2 separate regions of the Homo sapiens genome follow, and region 1 is linked to region 2. The links are chromatin loops, found by intact Hi-C in ENCODE. Cell type or tissue: dorsolateral prefrontal cortex. All regions are shown on one strand. Region 1 overlaps LOC105373703 (a long non-coding RNA gene). Region 2 holds the start of LOC107985828 (a long non-coding RNA gene).

What was found. A loop is a pair of places that touch in the nucleus more often than their neighbours do. Peaks named below come from ENCODE experiments on the same cell type or tissue, not always from the same donor. Only the 100,000 strongest peaks of a DNase experiment are listed, where the experiment ranks them.
Region 1: it touches region 2 in a loop (2.5-fold over the local background); 3 of 110 quality-filtered maps call a loop at or near these places.

The regions. Positions count from the first base shown.
Region 1 is chr2:155,811,093-155,819,092 of GRCh38, forward strand. LOC105373703 (a long non-coding RNA gene) reads right to left here. Exons shown (of 7, transcript XR_007088689.1): 5 at 2,873-3,052. Among named protein-coding and RNA genes, the nearest start is that of LINC01876, 440 kb to the right of the region's middle. In dorsolateral prefrontal cortex, a CTCF peak has its summit at 4,984 (motif pointing left); DNase peaks (open chromatin) are centred at 4,386 and 4,970.
Region 2 is chr2:155,704,629-155,712,628 of GRCh38, forward strand. It overlaps LOC107985828 (a long non-coding RNA gene), which reads right to left and starts at 281. Exons shown (of 5, transcript XR_001739221.2): 1 at 1-281. In dorsolateral prefrontal cortex, a CTCF peak has its summit at 3,654; no DNase peak of the experiment used is centred here.

The DNA.
Region 1 (8,000 bases), 110 kb after region 2:
TTTCAAGGAACTGAGTGATCAGTCCTATGTCAAATGAATGCTGTGTACTTCTGTGTACTTTATGAGTTTTTCCATCATAAAGATTTCTAAAAGTACAATAGATACACATTTAAAATGTTGACAACTATTTCCAAATTGTCCTCCAGTCTAGTTTTACTAAAGTACCTCAATACCTGACACCAAGACTGTGTAAGTATTCTATTTTCCCAAAACCTTGCCAACCCTGTAGACTGTCACACTTTTTCATTGTTCTGTAAACTTAATGGTGAGAAATGGCATTTCTACTTCCATTTCCCTGATTACCAGTGAGTTTACAGATCTTATCCTATATGTTATGACAATTATTATTGTTTTTTATCTTCACTACCTGTTTATATATGTATTATTTTTTTCCTAAGGGATGTGTAAGAGCTCTTTTTATATCCAATTTCCCTTTTCCATCAGTGGGGTTGAAAACAATTACCCAGTTTAATATTGATCTTTTGACTTTGCTTATGCTGCTTTTCTTAACAATTTTAGAAGTTTTATATAGTCAAAAATTACTAGTTTTCCAAGATCTATTCATCACTGAGTACCTACACTCTTTCCTAGGAGGCAAAGATATAGGATTAAAAACAATGTTTACAGGCCAGAAGCAGTGGCTCACACCTGTAGTTCCAACATTTGGGGAAGCCAAGGCAGGCGGACCACTTGAGCCCTAGAGTCTGAGACCAGCCTGAGTAACATGGCAAAACTCCATCTCTCCAAAAATTATCCCAGTGTGGTGGTGTGCACCTGTAGTCCCAGGTACTCAGGAGGCTGAAATGGGAGAATCACTTGAGCCAGAGAGGTCGAGGCTGCAGTGAGCTGTGTTTGTACCACTGCACTCCAACCTAAGAGACAGAGAAAGACCCCGTCAACAGAATGAGACCCTGTCTCAATTAAATATATATATATATAGACATAGGAATATATATATATGATTCTTATGTCATGCAAAGTATGAGGATAAGCAAGAGAGAGAGTAAAAAGGTGTTAGGGGGAGGGGGCTACTCCTTTATATAAAGCAATCAAGAAAGGCCTCTCTGAGAGGATGATATTTAATAAGACTCTAAAAGAAAGTAAGGAAGTGAACCACATAGGGGAACAACAGATGAAGCAGGATCCTACTAAGTGCATGTGAAGAATGGCAAAGAGGCCAAAGGCTGAGGGGATCCATGAGTGCTAGGCTGTGATGCAAGAAGCCACCGGAAGATTTCGAGCAAAGGGGTGACATTATCTGACTTACATTACAAAGGATCATTCAGGCTGCACCACAAGGAATAGACTATAGGACATGAGAATGAAAGCTAAGTAGAGAGAACATTTATCAGGAAATTGCAATAGCCCAGGTAAGAGATGTTGAGAGCTTCTAGGCATTTGGACACACTTATAAAAAATGTACTTTCATTAAACGTACAAAGACAACCAAGCATGGTGGCTGACACCTGTAATCTTAGCATTTTGGGACCCAGAGGCAGAATTATCACTTGAGCTTCAGGAGTTCAAGTCCAGCCTGGGCAACACAGTGAGACTTTATCTCTACAAAAAATTTAAAACGATTTGTTGAGTATGGTGACACGTGCCTATAATCCCAGCTACTCAGGAGGCTGAAGTGGGGGGATCACTTGAGTCTGGGAGGTCAAGGCTGCAGTGAGCTGTGTTTGCACCACTGCCCTCCAGCCTAAGAGACAGAGAAAAACCCCGTCAAAAAAAAAAAAAAAAGAGTAAAAAGACAGTATTTACAAATATTTTCAATTTAATTTAGGTAACTTATTTTAAAGTAAAAGGTAAAATAACATTTCAGTGCCTTTTTCCCACATTTACCTATGTTAGGATTGAATGTTATACACTTAGATCTTTTATCCACTGAGAACCTATTTTGTAAGGGACAAATTGAACATCAAATTTTAAGGGTTTTTCTCACAAAATGCTTTTATTATAACAATCATTTATTTAAAAATTTATCTCTTCCCCACTGGTGTGAGAACTTTTATTTCTATATGTACAGTCCTTCATCACTTAACAATGGGGATATGTTCTACAAAATACATTATTAGACAATTTCGTCACTGAGCGAACATGCTAGAGTGCATTATACAAACCTAGATGGTATAGCCTACACCTAGGCTACATGGCATAGCCTGTTGTTGTTAAGCTACAGACCTGTGAAGCATATTACTGCACTAAATACTGTAGGCAATTTTAACAAATAGTAAGCATTTGTGTATCTAAGCATTTTTAAGCATACGAAAAGTACACAAAATACAGTATACAAGATTTTAAAAATGGTATACCTGTATAAGGCACTTACCATAAATGGAGCCTGCAGGAATCTGGCTGAGTCAGTGAATGAATGGTGATTGAATGTGAAGGCCTAGAATATTACTGAACACTACTGTAGACTTCATAAACACTGTATATTTAGGCTACACTAAATTTATTTAAAAATAAAGTAATTGAACTATAACATTATGATGACTACACCATCACTAGGAGACAGAAAATTGTCAGCTCCTTTACCTTCTTACAGGATCACCACATTATATGCAATCTATCATTGACCAAAACATCTTTATGCACTGCCTGAGTGTACTTGAATATATTTCTGGACCGTGAATTCATGGATCTCTTTATCACTGTACCAGGAAAATGTTATTCTAATTATTGTTGCTTTTAATATATTTAATATATTTTTAGATTTAGTAAAGACAGTAAAATCATTATCTGATATAAACTAGCTACAACCCTTCTATAAAGCTATTGATGATAACTGATGTTCTCTATCATTATAAACCGAAAAAAGCAGAACATAAGGGCCAAAAAAAATTATGCTTTTTGAAATGTTACTTACATTTCAGAATTGTTTGATGGCCATTAGCACATGTTCCCAAAACTAAATCCTTCCTCTGTCTTCTGTGTTTCTTCATCCTCTGTTTATGAATTTCTATGATCCTCTATGAAAACAAATACTTCATTATGCTGTGTCTTATGTCTAATTGTTTGTGCATCCAAATCTGCAGATTTCCAGATGCTGGAGGACAGAAACACTACATATTAAATTCAAAGAGCTTAGGCATTTAGCATAGTTTGAAGCGAGGCTTTTTAAAAATTTTTGATGAAGTCCAATTTATCTATCTTCTTCTTTTGTTGTTCATATTGTTTTGCTCATATTTTGATGCCATATGTAAACAAACCATTGTCATATCTGCAATTGTGCAGATTTAGCCCTATCTTTCTTCTAAGAGTTTTAGTTTTAGCTCTAGCATTTAAGTCTTTGAAAAACTTTTGAGTTACTTTTATATATGATGTGATAGAATCTAATATCATTCTTTTGTACATGGATATCCAATTTCTCAATATCATTCACCTAAAACACAATTTTTCCCCCATTGAATGGTTTTGGCATCTTTGTCAAAATTAGATTAACTTTCTTTCTCTTTTCAAGATGGTTGACTAGAAACATCAGATACCAGTTTCCTTCAGGAAAAAAAAAAAGTTATCAAGGGGAAAGTGCCGGAGCCTATGAAAAACTCACAGGAAGAAACTGGGGCACAGACAAAGAAGGAAGCACGAGGCTGGCAGGGATTGGCTGGGAACCCAAAGGACTTGTTACTTCATCAAAAGGGTAGGTGTGTGTGGTATTGTCTCCCGTTGCCCCTGCAGTAGACTACCAGTGTCTGAACTAAGAGTGCTCCTCTTTCCTTGAAAACCCAAACATTGCTGTGAGTGTCAATTTAGGGACTTCTTAAGAGCATTACACCAGACTACCAGCTCACGCAAAGTCACTTGCCCTCCCGCTAGATCCAAGCTGTGGTGGTGAGTGCTATACTTTGAGTACACAGACTGGGGGACTGTGTCCAACTCAGGAAACCTCAGCCCTTGTGTCACCATATCACCAGAGACACTGCAGACATTCCCTGGCACCCACTTGGATTGTAACAGCTACACAGGACTTGCTGGACCCAGGGGAGCGGCAGGATTACCAGTGGTCTAGCCCTCAGGGAGGGCTGCTCCAGAGAGAAGGGAAAGAGCAGCATACCAAAGGAGTGTGAACGGAGAGGAGACCAGTGCAAACACTCTCCTGGCCCGGGAGCTCCAGCTGGTAGGCTGAGAGTGACTGTGCCACTTCCAGCAGAGATGTGGGTGGTGTGCTTGTCTCTGCAACAAAGGAGTGTGGTTCCATCCCAGTGGACAGAAAGCCTCAGTGCTCAGGCATGGACATGGAGAGGGAGAGAGGAACTTCTCCTCTCCCCACCTACAGCTTCAGAGACAGCCCTGGCTTCACATGTGATAGGTTGGTAAAGACACATCAGAGGATAGCCATTCTAGGGCTATTAGGGATGGCCATGTCCCCACTGGCAGTATGCCCACTGGGCCCAGGCTTGCATGAAAGATGAGGCCTGTCATCATCTCTACATGAACAGCAACATTTCTGCAGTGGTGAGCAGGAGAGCCAAAAACCTGAGTGTTTTGGGCTGAAAGAGGAGATTTTGCACAGAAGATATTTCAACAGTGAGCGAGAAGGCAAATGTCTTTCATGGCTCTTGGCTATACTGACTGCCGCCTGGAGATAGACGGCAGCGTCCATCCTATTTGCATGTCCCAAGCACTGAGACAAGGGTGTGGCAGGGAGCAGATCACATTTTTGCCTGCCTAGGCCTTGGAGCTGGGGCAGCCCTGCTCCTCCTCTGCAGAGATCTTAATAAATTTGACCCTGCCATCCTAATCAGGGCTGGTGCTTGTGCCTGATGTTGGGATTTCCAAGGGCAGCCTTGGTGGTTCAACTCAGCCCAGGTTTGTCCCCAACTCAAGGACTGAAAAGGGAGTTCAAGCCACTGTGCATTCCACAAACCAGTTCATGTCCCCAGACAAGTGAGAGCTTCACTAAGTAAACAAAGATCAAGCATATTCCCATCTGCCTTTGCTATAACCAGCTCTTACCCTTAAGCACCACCCACTGGCCTGAAGGTTGAATTGCACAACCCACTACAAAATCTGCTGACACAAGTGCACAGCACTGGGAAACAAAATAAGCTTCCTGAGACCTCTAGCATCCCAGCCCCACAGGAGGCAGTGAGTTAGCTCACACACCCAGTCCATCACTATTATAGCCAGCATTTTAAAAAGCCACCACACAAAAGTTATCTACAACCAAGGAACTTACACATTCTTTGCCACTGAAAGCACCCAGAACCAAACCTAAATGACCTTACACAACATACATTATACTCACATCATCAATTGGAAAAGAAAAAATTTCTTCCCAAATGAAACAATAAGTACATTACAAAATAAGAAGAGATAATTTATCCAGTTAAGAAGAAACCATAGAAACAATTTTGGATGTACAGAAAACAGAATATTACAACACACCAAAAGGATCATACTAACTGTCCAGCAATTGAACCTAAGCAAAATGACATCTTTGAAATATCAGATAAATAATTTTAAATATTTATTTTAAAGAAGCTTAATGAAATCTAAGAGAATGTTGAAAATCAACACACACAAAAATGAGAAAAATAATTCAAGGTATGAATGATAAATTTGCTAAATATATAGATGTTAAAAACAAAAAACAAGCCAAACATCTGGAATTTAAAAATTTGTTGAAGGAATTTAAAACTATTGCTGAAATCTTTAACAATAAACGAGACCAAGTGAAAGAAAGTTTCCCAGAGCTTGAAAACAGGTCATTCCAATTAACCCAGTGGGATAAAAATAAAGAAAAACATTTTTTTTAATGAATAAAGCCTGTACTCAGTACAGGGTTATGAAAACAACCAAGCCTGCAAGTTGTAGGTATCCCTAAGGGAGAAGAAAGAGAAAAAAGTTTGGGAAACTTATTTGAGGAAATAAGTGAAAGTTTCTTTACTCTCGCTAGAGACTTAGACATCCAGATATAAAGACTCAAAGAACTTTAACAAGATACACTGCAAGACAGACTTCACAATGACATATAGTCATCAAATTACACACAGTCAATATGAAGAAATAAGACTCAAATGTCAACAAGAGAAAAAAAAGGCATCTCATAACATATAAAGGAAATTCCATAAGACTAACAGTGGATATCTTAGCAGAAACTCACAAGCCAGAAGAGATTGAAGTCCAATTTTCAGATTCTTAAATAAAAAATATTATCAATCATGAATTTTGTAACTTGCTAAATTAAGCTTTATAAATAAAGGAGAAATAAAGTCTTTCTGGCCAAGCAAACACTAAGAGAATTCACCATCACTAGGCCAGTTCTGCAAGAAAGGCTCAAGGCAATCTAAACCTTGAAATGAAAGCTTGATAATCTCCGTCATAGAAACACATGAAATTATAAAACTCACAGGCCTTATAAAACAGTAATTGAGACTATAAAGCAACTAGACAACCGACATTATGACAAAACAAAACTTAACATATCAATATTAACTTTCAACATAAATGAATTAAATACTCCACTTAAATGGTATAGATTAGTGGAATGAATTAAAAAAATAAGATCCAACTATATGCTGCTTATAAGAAACCAATCTAATTATTAAAGACACATAGATTCAAAGTAAAGTATGGAAAAAGATATTTCAAACAATTGGAGACCAAAAGCAAACAGGATTAACTACATTTATGTCAAATGAAACAGACTAAATCTACAACAGTTAACAAAGACAGAGTCATTATATAATGATAAAAAGATCAATTGAATGGGAAGATATAATAATCCTAAATATATAAGCACCCAACACTGGAACACCCAGAATGATAATGCAAATACTACTTAATATGGTTTGGCTCTATATCCACACCCAAATCTCATCCAGAGTTGTAATCCCCACATGTCAAGTAAGGGACTTGCTCAGAGGTGACTGGATCATGGGGGTGGTCTCCCTCATGCTGTTCTTGTGATAGTGAGTTCTCATGAGAGCTGATGGCTTTAAAGTGTAGCACTTTCACCTTCTCTCTCTCTCCTGATACCTTGTAAGATGTGCCCTGCTTTCTCTTCACCTTCCACCATGATCATAAGTTTCCTGAGGCCTCCCCAACCATGCAGAACTGTGAGTCAATTAAATTTATTTCTTTATAAATTATACAGTCTCAGGTGTTATTTTATAGCATTGTGAAAACAGATAACACAGAGAATTGGTACCAGCAGAGTAGGCTGCTGCTATAAAGAAAATCTGAAAATGTAGAATTGACTTTGGAACTGGGTAATGGGCAGAGGTTGGAACAGTTTGAGGGGCTCAGAAGAAGACAGAAAGATGTGGGAAGGTTTGGAACTTCCTAGAAACTTGTTGAATTATTTTGACCAAAATGCTGACAGTGATATAGACAATGAAGTCCTCATCAGATGGGGATCTGGTACTATTGTGGACTGAAGCAAAGGTGAGTCTTGCTATGCTTTAGCTAAGAGACTGGTGGCATTTTCTCCCTGTCCTAGAGATCTGGGGAACTTTAAACTTGAGAGAGATGATTTAGGGTATCTGGTGGAAGAAATATCTAAGCAGCAAAGCATTCAAGAGGTGACCTTGCTTTTACAAAGAGATGATATGAAATTGGAACTTATGTTTAAAAGGGAAGTAGAGTGTAAAAGTTTGGAAACTTTGCAGACTGACCATGGTAGAAAAGAAAAACCCATTTTCTCAGAGGAAATTCAAGCAGGCTGCAGAAATTTGCATAAATAATGAGGAGCCAATGTTAATCATCACTGACAATGGGGAAAATGTCTCCAGGGCATTTCAGAGATCTTCAAGGCAGCCCCTTTCATCACAGGCCCAGAGGCCTAGGAGGAAAAAATAGTTTTTGTGGGTCAGGCTCAGAGCCCCACTGCTCTGTGCAGCCTTGGGATTTGGTGCTCTGTGTCCCAGCTGAAAGCTCCAGCCATGGCTATAAGAGGCCAACACACAGTTCAGGCCGTTGCTTCAGAGAGTGCAAGCACCAAGTCTTGGTGGTTTACACATGGTGTTGGAGGGAAAAATGGTTTTGTGGGG
Region 2 (8,000 bases):
TCACACCATCTCTTGTTACTGACATGGTTTCTGTCTTTTTTGCCACTCATAGTCAGGTAAAGAAGTAGTCATAATGAAACAAGCCAACATTTATACACCTACAATGCACCAAGGACTATTACCCTTTAATCTTGACTTCCATCTTAACAGTTTAATTATCTAAAATGTACTCAAAAGAAAAATGAAGATAGAAATGATTGTTCTGGAACAAAGTCCCATAGATAATAAGTAGTAAAGGCCAGATATTAACCTAGGTTCTTGTGGACTTCAAAACTCCTGTTTTGTACCCTTTACAATATTGCATTCAATACAGAAATTTTATGTTTAAGGATCATTAGGTTTAACCTCCACATTTTACAGATGCTGAAACTATGCCATGTACTGGTTCAATGACTAAATCAAGGTCACACAAACATTTCTTAGAGCTAACACTTAAACTCATGATTCCTTCAACTCTCTTCTGTATCATGTTCAACTAAAACGATGATAATAGATATTACAACAATCATAAGTATTATTATTGCCATTGCTAATTGAAACCATACTTCTAGTTAGCGATGGAACTTCTGTGGGACTACCGTATTATTCCCCATGGTCGCATTATCTCACGCTTCCTTGAATAATAGCATATTGAGCATGGACTATGCGTCGGCTCAGTGAAAAAGTGGTATCATTAGAATCAGAGTTTCAGAAGCTTTTCCTTCCAGTGTCTTAAGACTTTACGTTTTCAAATACAATTGTGTGTCTATGAATGAACAGCAGTGCTTATTTGATCTTTTCACTACAATTAGCTTCGCTAGGACTAGGTTATTTCTAAACAGAAGGAAATAGAATACTCTCATTTGATGTTCTGATAAAATGCTGATACCTTCTCTGTTCTTTTTTCTTTCTTTCTTTCTTTTTGGGAAAGGAGGAGAGGATCTATATCATTCATCAGATTTTCAAAAGGTTAGACTTCTTACTGTGTGGGGATAAATTAAGTTTCATTGTAGTATTATCAGCCCAAAATACATGGGCCATATAGAAAATATATGATCATAAGGGCATTTTGCATATGTTTGCCCACCTGGAACAGTAGATGTAGTGCATATTCTCCTAACCTTCCTCACATAGTGCTATGCAAACATTTCACTGAATTGATTTTTTTTAGCCAGGCATTATTCCAACGTTGAAGCTCCATAGGAAAATGGAAATGCCAGTGCAAATTTCTATTTTTGATTTAACTATCTATGAATCCAAGTTTGAACTGGGAAAAAAATCACAACAGGATAATACCAGATAATGGCAAGTCTCACAATGATTGTTGCCTTATAACATCATTTTGAGATCAGGCACAAAGATTAAATTAGGACCCATTAATAGAAAAATTTTTAGAGGAACTTGAGCTCAAATTATACCAATCTGTTACTATTCCAAAATAAACGCATCAGGTGGCATTTAAATGCAGGTGGTTAACCGTTTTATCAGTGCAGATATTTAAGCTATTAGAAATATAATTAGAAAAATTAAATTAAACACACTTAATGTAGATTCTAATTCTAGCAGCACTGTCCTTAGCATTATGCTATTTCTATTGTAGATTATAAAATGTGCCTAAATTGCACAGATTTGCTTCTGAGTGATAGCTGAACTTAGATAATTAAGTTGTTAACCATGAACTTCAGTGGTCAACATGGTTATATATCTTTGTCTTAATCCTGCTCCTCCTTCTTGTTTCCACAAATCTCAGGGGAGGCAGATGAATGGCACTTGACTCTACCCAGCAACAGAGTCGACTGATTAGACATAGTCTTGTACCGCAGGTACACTCAATTATATGCCTTTTGGAGAGTCAAGCATTCCCTGAAGCTAAAAGTGTTGAATCTGTTGATATCACATATTTTATAGGAGGAGAAAACTGACCAAACATATTTAAACCTTCAATTTTATTTCATAACATACTTCCTTCTTCTGTTTAACACAGGAGGTAAGGAGTTTGTTGAGATAAAAAGGATAAATCAATTCTCTTCCAAATAATTAAGTCATTAACTGGACAATGACTTCAATTTTAGTAATCAAGTCATCTGTGCTGGGAAAAATGTGACATTACATTCAAGGCACAATTTAGTGTCCATTATGACACAACCTATATTTAATTTTTAAGATGTCAAATAGAACAAATTCGAGAAAAGCATACTGCCAAAGCAATCATATTTTCTTCTATTATCCTCACAATAGAAAAGTACTTAGTAAGCACTGTTATTAATGTTGCTTGTATAGTAATAAAGCTGCTCAATGCTGAAGATAAGCTTGGATGCATTAAACGCTAATAGTAAATACATACAAATAAAATTCCAATGAATTTTTTCCCCCACAAATTGTAATATACCTTCATTTTAGCCAAAACTTCAAGAAGCTCTTGAATATGCTGAAATTTCCAACTTGAAATAGTTCTAGAAATGGCAAATCAATGCCTTTTAACAAGATATAAGAAGAAGCCTAGCAAGTATCAGTAAATCTTAGCAATCAAGGGATCCTTTCCATGAGCCATTTCCTGAACAACACTATTGGCAAGTCCTTTGATTCCTGAACTTTATCGTAAGCTAACCACAAAACATTTTATGTCTATTTTGGCTTTAATGAAGGTAGATGTGATTTCTGAACAAGTTCAGGAAAGTACTTCTTTCAAGCAGGGAAACTGCTTAAATTAATTAAGCTAATTAGGTTAATGAATAATTAAGGTAATTCTTTCACTCTTCCTCCACAATTCAATCTCTTCATTTCTTAGTCATAAGTCTCAAATGGTGGTATTAGGATTCCTAAATACAATCACAAATTATATTTCTGTTTAATATTCTACATCACAATCAAGTCTATTTTTTAATTTTTTTTCTGAGATAGCTTAAATAAGAATGAGTCACCTCTCAAATATTGAGTATCTCTCTAATTAGGAAATGTCAATATCATAAACTAAAAATTAGTTTAAAATAGAGAACATATTTAGATATAAATAATAAATACTTTTAAAAAATCACTTATTTGAAATATAATAGGTTCATGAGCACCTGCCTTTCAAACCCTAGGCTCTGTAAAACAGTATTTCATGCGATCCTCTAATTACCCAAGGAGGTATATACTATTATCATATTTTTGTGGTTAAGTAATTCAAGACTCAAAGATGTTAAGAGACTTGTCCAAGGTCATACAGCTGAACATAGTGGAGCTTGGATTTGTCTGTTTTAAAGGAGGCATTAAATCTCTTTAGAACTTGACTTATTTTTGAAAAATGAGTACTATTACTTCTCTAAATGTATATAGTATATTTCTATAATCTTCATATTTCCAATGAGTTAGTCAACTGTTAAGAAATAGAAAATTTGTGAAAATACTATAGCAAAGAAAGACTAACCTGACTCAGTCAATTAGTAATTTGTATCTTTTGTCTCCAGACTCCTATCTTCCTGAACACATTGTCAGTGGTCATACAAGACTGCATTTTAATTTAGATACAAAGACATAAAAATTGGATTTCAGAGAATAGACATATTTTGCTATTTACTTCTGTGGTGACAGACATAATTCCTGTCAGTCAGTCATCTAACTTCAACTAACCTCTGTCATTCCCCTCACCACTAAGGGGCAATACAGCAGCACACATGTCACTGTAATTAGCATGCAGCAGCAACTTTCATTAGACCAATGATCTCCAATAAGATTTTCCCAAGGGCTGCATTCAGTTATGTGTAATCGTTAGGCGGGCCACACATGTATTAGCATATAATTTGCACATGATTTGCATATGCATTTAAAGATTGCATCCTATTTCTCTGGATATTTCTAGTAAAAATGTAATTACTACAACATTGAAGGTTGTGATTTCTCTTTCTCTGCACTATCCCACCACATCTGACTCATGTCTCGTGACAGAATAGTTCAGCAGAAAACCAGGAAAAGCCAGCAGGGAGGAAATAGTCAGTAGAGATGGTTAGGGTCAATAGAAATCTTTTTGGGGGCACTAATGATGAGAACTGAGAGTATATTGCATTAGACAGTTTGTCTCTTTTATAAGGATAAAGGAATAAATGCCCACTGGGTGGACCTTCTAAGAAATGTCTTTATAGTTACTGCTGATATCTTGTTGAGCATCTTTTTTTCAAACCTCATTACAGGCTAAACAGCAAATTATCTATTATCACTTGGGAAATCTCAGTTACCTCTTAATTCTAATAGTGTAGTCACATAACAACTTTAACTGAGTTTTCTACTAAACCTAATTACTCTCTGTTTTGAGCACTAATTTTAAGTGGAGAGCTCTCTATTTCCTTTAGTATTTTTTAATTCATATGGACCAGTCCCACACACTTGGAGATCATACCCACTCCCAATTAAAGAGCTTCCTGGTGCATTCATATTTGGTTAGGTAAAGGAAAAGTTACAAGGAAGCGCACATGATTGGTATAGGACAAAATTAGTAAAAATTGGGAATAAGTACACATGCATAGACACAGACATTCTCACACATTTTTAAATACATATATGTTCTTATGTTTGTGAAAAAAAATTATTTTCTCCCTCTCTGACTTCTTCTGCAATCAATTCAAAATCTACATTTGTTTATCTGGGAAAATGTTCTTACTGCTAATTAGATAGAGTTAGATAATACATAGATAATAGCTAGATGACAGAGAGGATCATAAAAATTCTGGTGGTTGTAGACTGAAGACATATAACTACTAGAAAAAAAGTAGTATAGTCCTATTTCCTCTATATGTTTCACCAGTGTTCTATTTATGCTTTGTTATTTCAGATGGTCAGAACCACGTAAGAAAATTGTTAAAAGCAGAATTTCCCTTACCTACTCTGGTGTTCTTTGAACTTCTAGGGCCAGGCCAGGAATCAGTAGAATGCTTTCAAATAAGGTCACACAATTTTTGGATGATAGAGCCAGGACTTGAATCAATACTTGTATAATTCCCTATTCTACCTTTAAAGTCTTGATTTTATGATCTCATTTATGTGCATAGTGAACAGACATCATATTCTGTTTTGTGAGTAGAACAAAATTAAGCAATTCTCAGTACTTTGTTCTTGCAGTTCATGATAACAAAGGACGCACAGAACAGAACTCATCTGTTGGCCAAACACTTAGTTAACATCCTCAACAGTGACTTAATAGAAGATGAAAAGATACATTTTTTCCTGCATCTTCTTCTAGTCAACCAGTTCTTTTGTCCCAAATTCTAGTATGATTTGGCACTATCAGCAACACATATCTTTGGTTTACCCATTGTATCCCTGGAAAGTGAATGTATCTGTAATATAATAAATTATCTGTAAGCAATTTTTTATTGGATAAACAAGTATGAATGTATAACTGTTACACAAATTGTTTATAACATAGGAAGCAGTTCATGATGTATTAAGTAAAAATGTAGGCTACAAAGTTTTTTCTTAATAGTTTGATCCCATTTTGGGGTAAGGAAGACAGAGGGACACATATTAATGAAATTATAGTTCATTGATAGTGTGGAATTATGGTTTCTTTTTCATAAGTTTGTCTTATTTTTTTAAATGTATATTTTTATAATAAAAACAAAAATGTTGTACGTTTGTTTTTGTTTTATTTTAAATATAGTGGCCCCTTCTACTACATCTTGGTAGGACTTTATGGAACACAGTTGGAAAACCCACATTATAATTAACGATCCAGGGTTCCAATATGAAATGTGGGCTTAAGTTTCTTACTTAACAGCCCCATCTCCTTATTCAATTTACTTTTTGGTGTTATTTATGTAAAAATCTGCCTCTTTCTTTAAACTGAAACTGTCTTAAGACCAAAAGCACATATTATTTATTTCTGTGGTCATCTCATCCTGATGCCAACCCTAGTAATAAGCTCATATGTAGCCTGCACCCAAAAGATATTTACAAAAATTTGTTCAATAGCTTAATTAAAACAGTAAGCGCCACAAAATTATATAGCTTACTAGTGAGTATATAATATAAGCACCCTTTTTGAAAATAAATCTGAAATTTAAAGAAACTTGGTAGCCTAATTTCTTAATGAACTCTATTGCCATTGGTCATGTCACTTCATAAATAAAAGTCGTTGATCACAAGGAAAACCAGACTAGAGCACCATCAATCATGTCTATTGGGGAAAAACAAAACACTTCAAGTAATATGTTTATGGTTCATTCTGTTCCTGATCACAAATAAATCATTAATTCAAAACTCCTGAAAGTAGTCATTTACCTAACCACAAAAGCTAAAGAGTAGGAAAAAAATTGTAATGCAAGAAAAATATGTAAGTAAGCTTGAAATCATGAAAGAAGTGAAAGTATGGGAAAATCTCACCAAGTCTAAAGAACTTCTATATTTTTAACTTTAGGTTGAGGAATATCTCCATTGATTTCTTTTTCATAAAGAATGAATACTTGGGCTCAATGGCAAGGAAATTAGAATTATAATAACTTTTTTATATCAGAGCTAAACCCTACATAGTTTCATCCCACCCAAAATGATCCTTTTCAGGATAATCCATTAACTGAGGTTTCCCATTCCAATTTACTATTGTTTTTCTCCTAGAGTACTGCCTAAACTGCATAATTTGATAAGACTGTGCGTATTCCTAGGCCTATGTGCAGTAACAGTTTAACCTTCCAGGTAACAATTGTGATAACACCTGAACCCAAAGGAATATCTCTAATTATAGACATTTCAGCCATCACTGCAGAGTGGAAAAAAATATTCCAAGCCAGTTGGATCTATAAGTGCTTTGGCTACACTTTAACTAAATAGATGCTTTTTGGTAGCAATGGCTCAATTAATAGTCTTCATGTTTCTTTCTGTGTTTGCTTTAGCCCTTGGAGTTTAGCACCTTTGGTGCGAAACAAATGTATAATCATGGCAGTAAGTCCAAAATTTTCCTTTACCTGCAGAACCAGCTTAACATTCTATATTATTGAAATTATATAGTAGTATAAACATGAATAGAAAGCTACTTAAACTGGAACCACAGAATAGTTCTTTAAACAAGCTCAAAGCACATCACCATTATTCTTTTCCAATCATTATTTACAAAGTTTTTGTTATTATACTTGCCACACTAAGGATATATAATGACCTACACATTTCAGTACAGTAAAGAATAAACATTAGTTGCCTTAAGACCTTTTTAGAAATAGTTTTTTTCAACAAACCCGTTTGGAAAAAAACATGTATCTTAAAATACAAACTTCAGAGTTCCATTTCTACTTTTGGCAGACTCTGTTTCAATTACCTATAAGCCTAAGTAATTCATATAAATTTCTTCTTCTTCATTAACATTGAGCACCTGAGAAAAATCATATAAGGCTTTCAGAATCCAGATTTTCACTAGATAAATGGCAAAATGAAATGATTATTATTCATGATATCAGTTGGCCTCTTCAGATACATACCTATGACTGTAGGTATGTAAATCTACCATGTTTAACTGAGTACATTAGCACTGCAGATTGAATAACCCACAACCCAGGGACAGAAATAATTATATTAAAGCTCATTTCAAGCCATGTAGTTCTCTATTAGTAATTGTATTGAGCTATTGAGACACAATCATTAGAGACATAAAATGGTCATTTTGTATATTAGTAGTAAAAGAAAAAATCGTAAACTTTTAAGGAGAATTCATAAAATATGTACTTTTGACTCCCAGTTAAAACATTGATTAAATTGGATGCTACAAAAAAGGGCACTAAAAGCTAGGAAACATCACCAAGGAGGGTGACTACCAACAACCACCTAAACTTTTTACAAGCATCTAGTCACCAATAAGGTAGCATGTACAAGGCTTCAAACACCTATTTTATCAAATGCACCTGGAAAACTGAGGTGCTCCCATCAAACTGCTGAATGCTTTATCTGGGGAAAAACTGACAGCCAAGGAACAACCCTGAACTGAAAGAGATGGAGAGTGTTGCCCATATTCTGTAACTCAATTTTTTCCTGAGAAATGTCAAAAATTTCTAATTAACAGG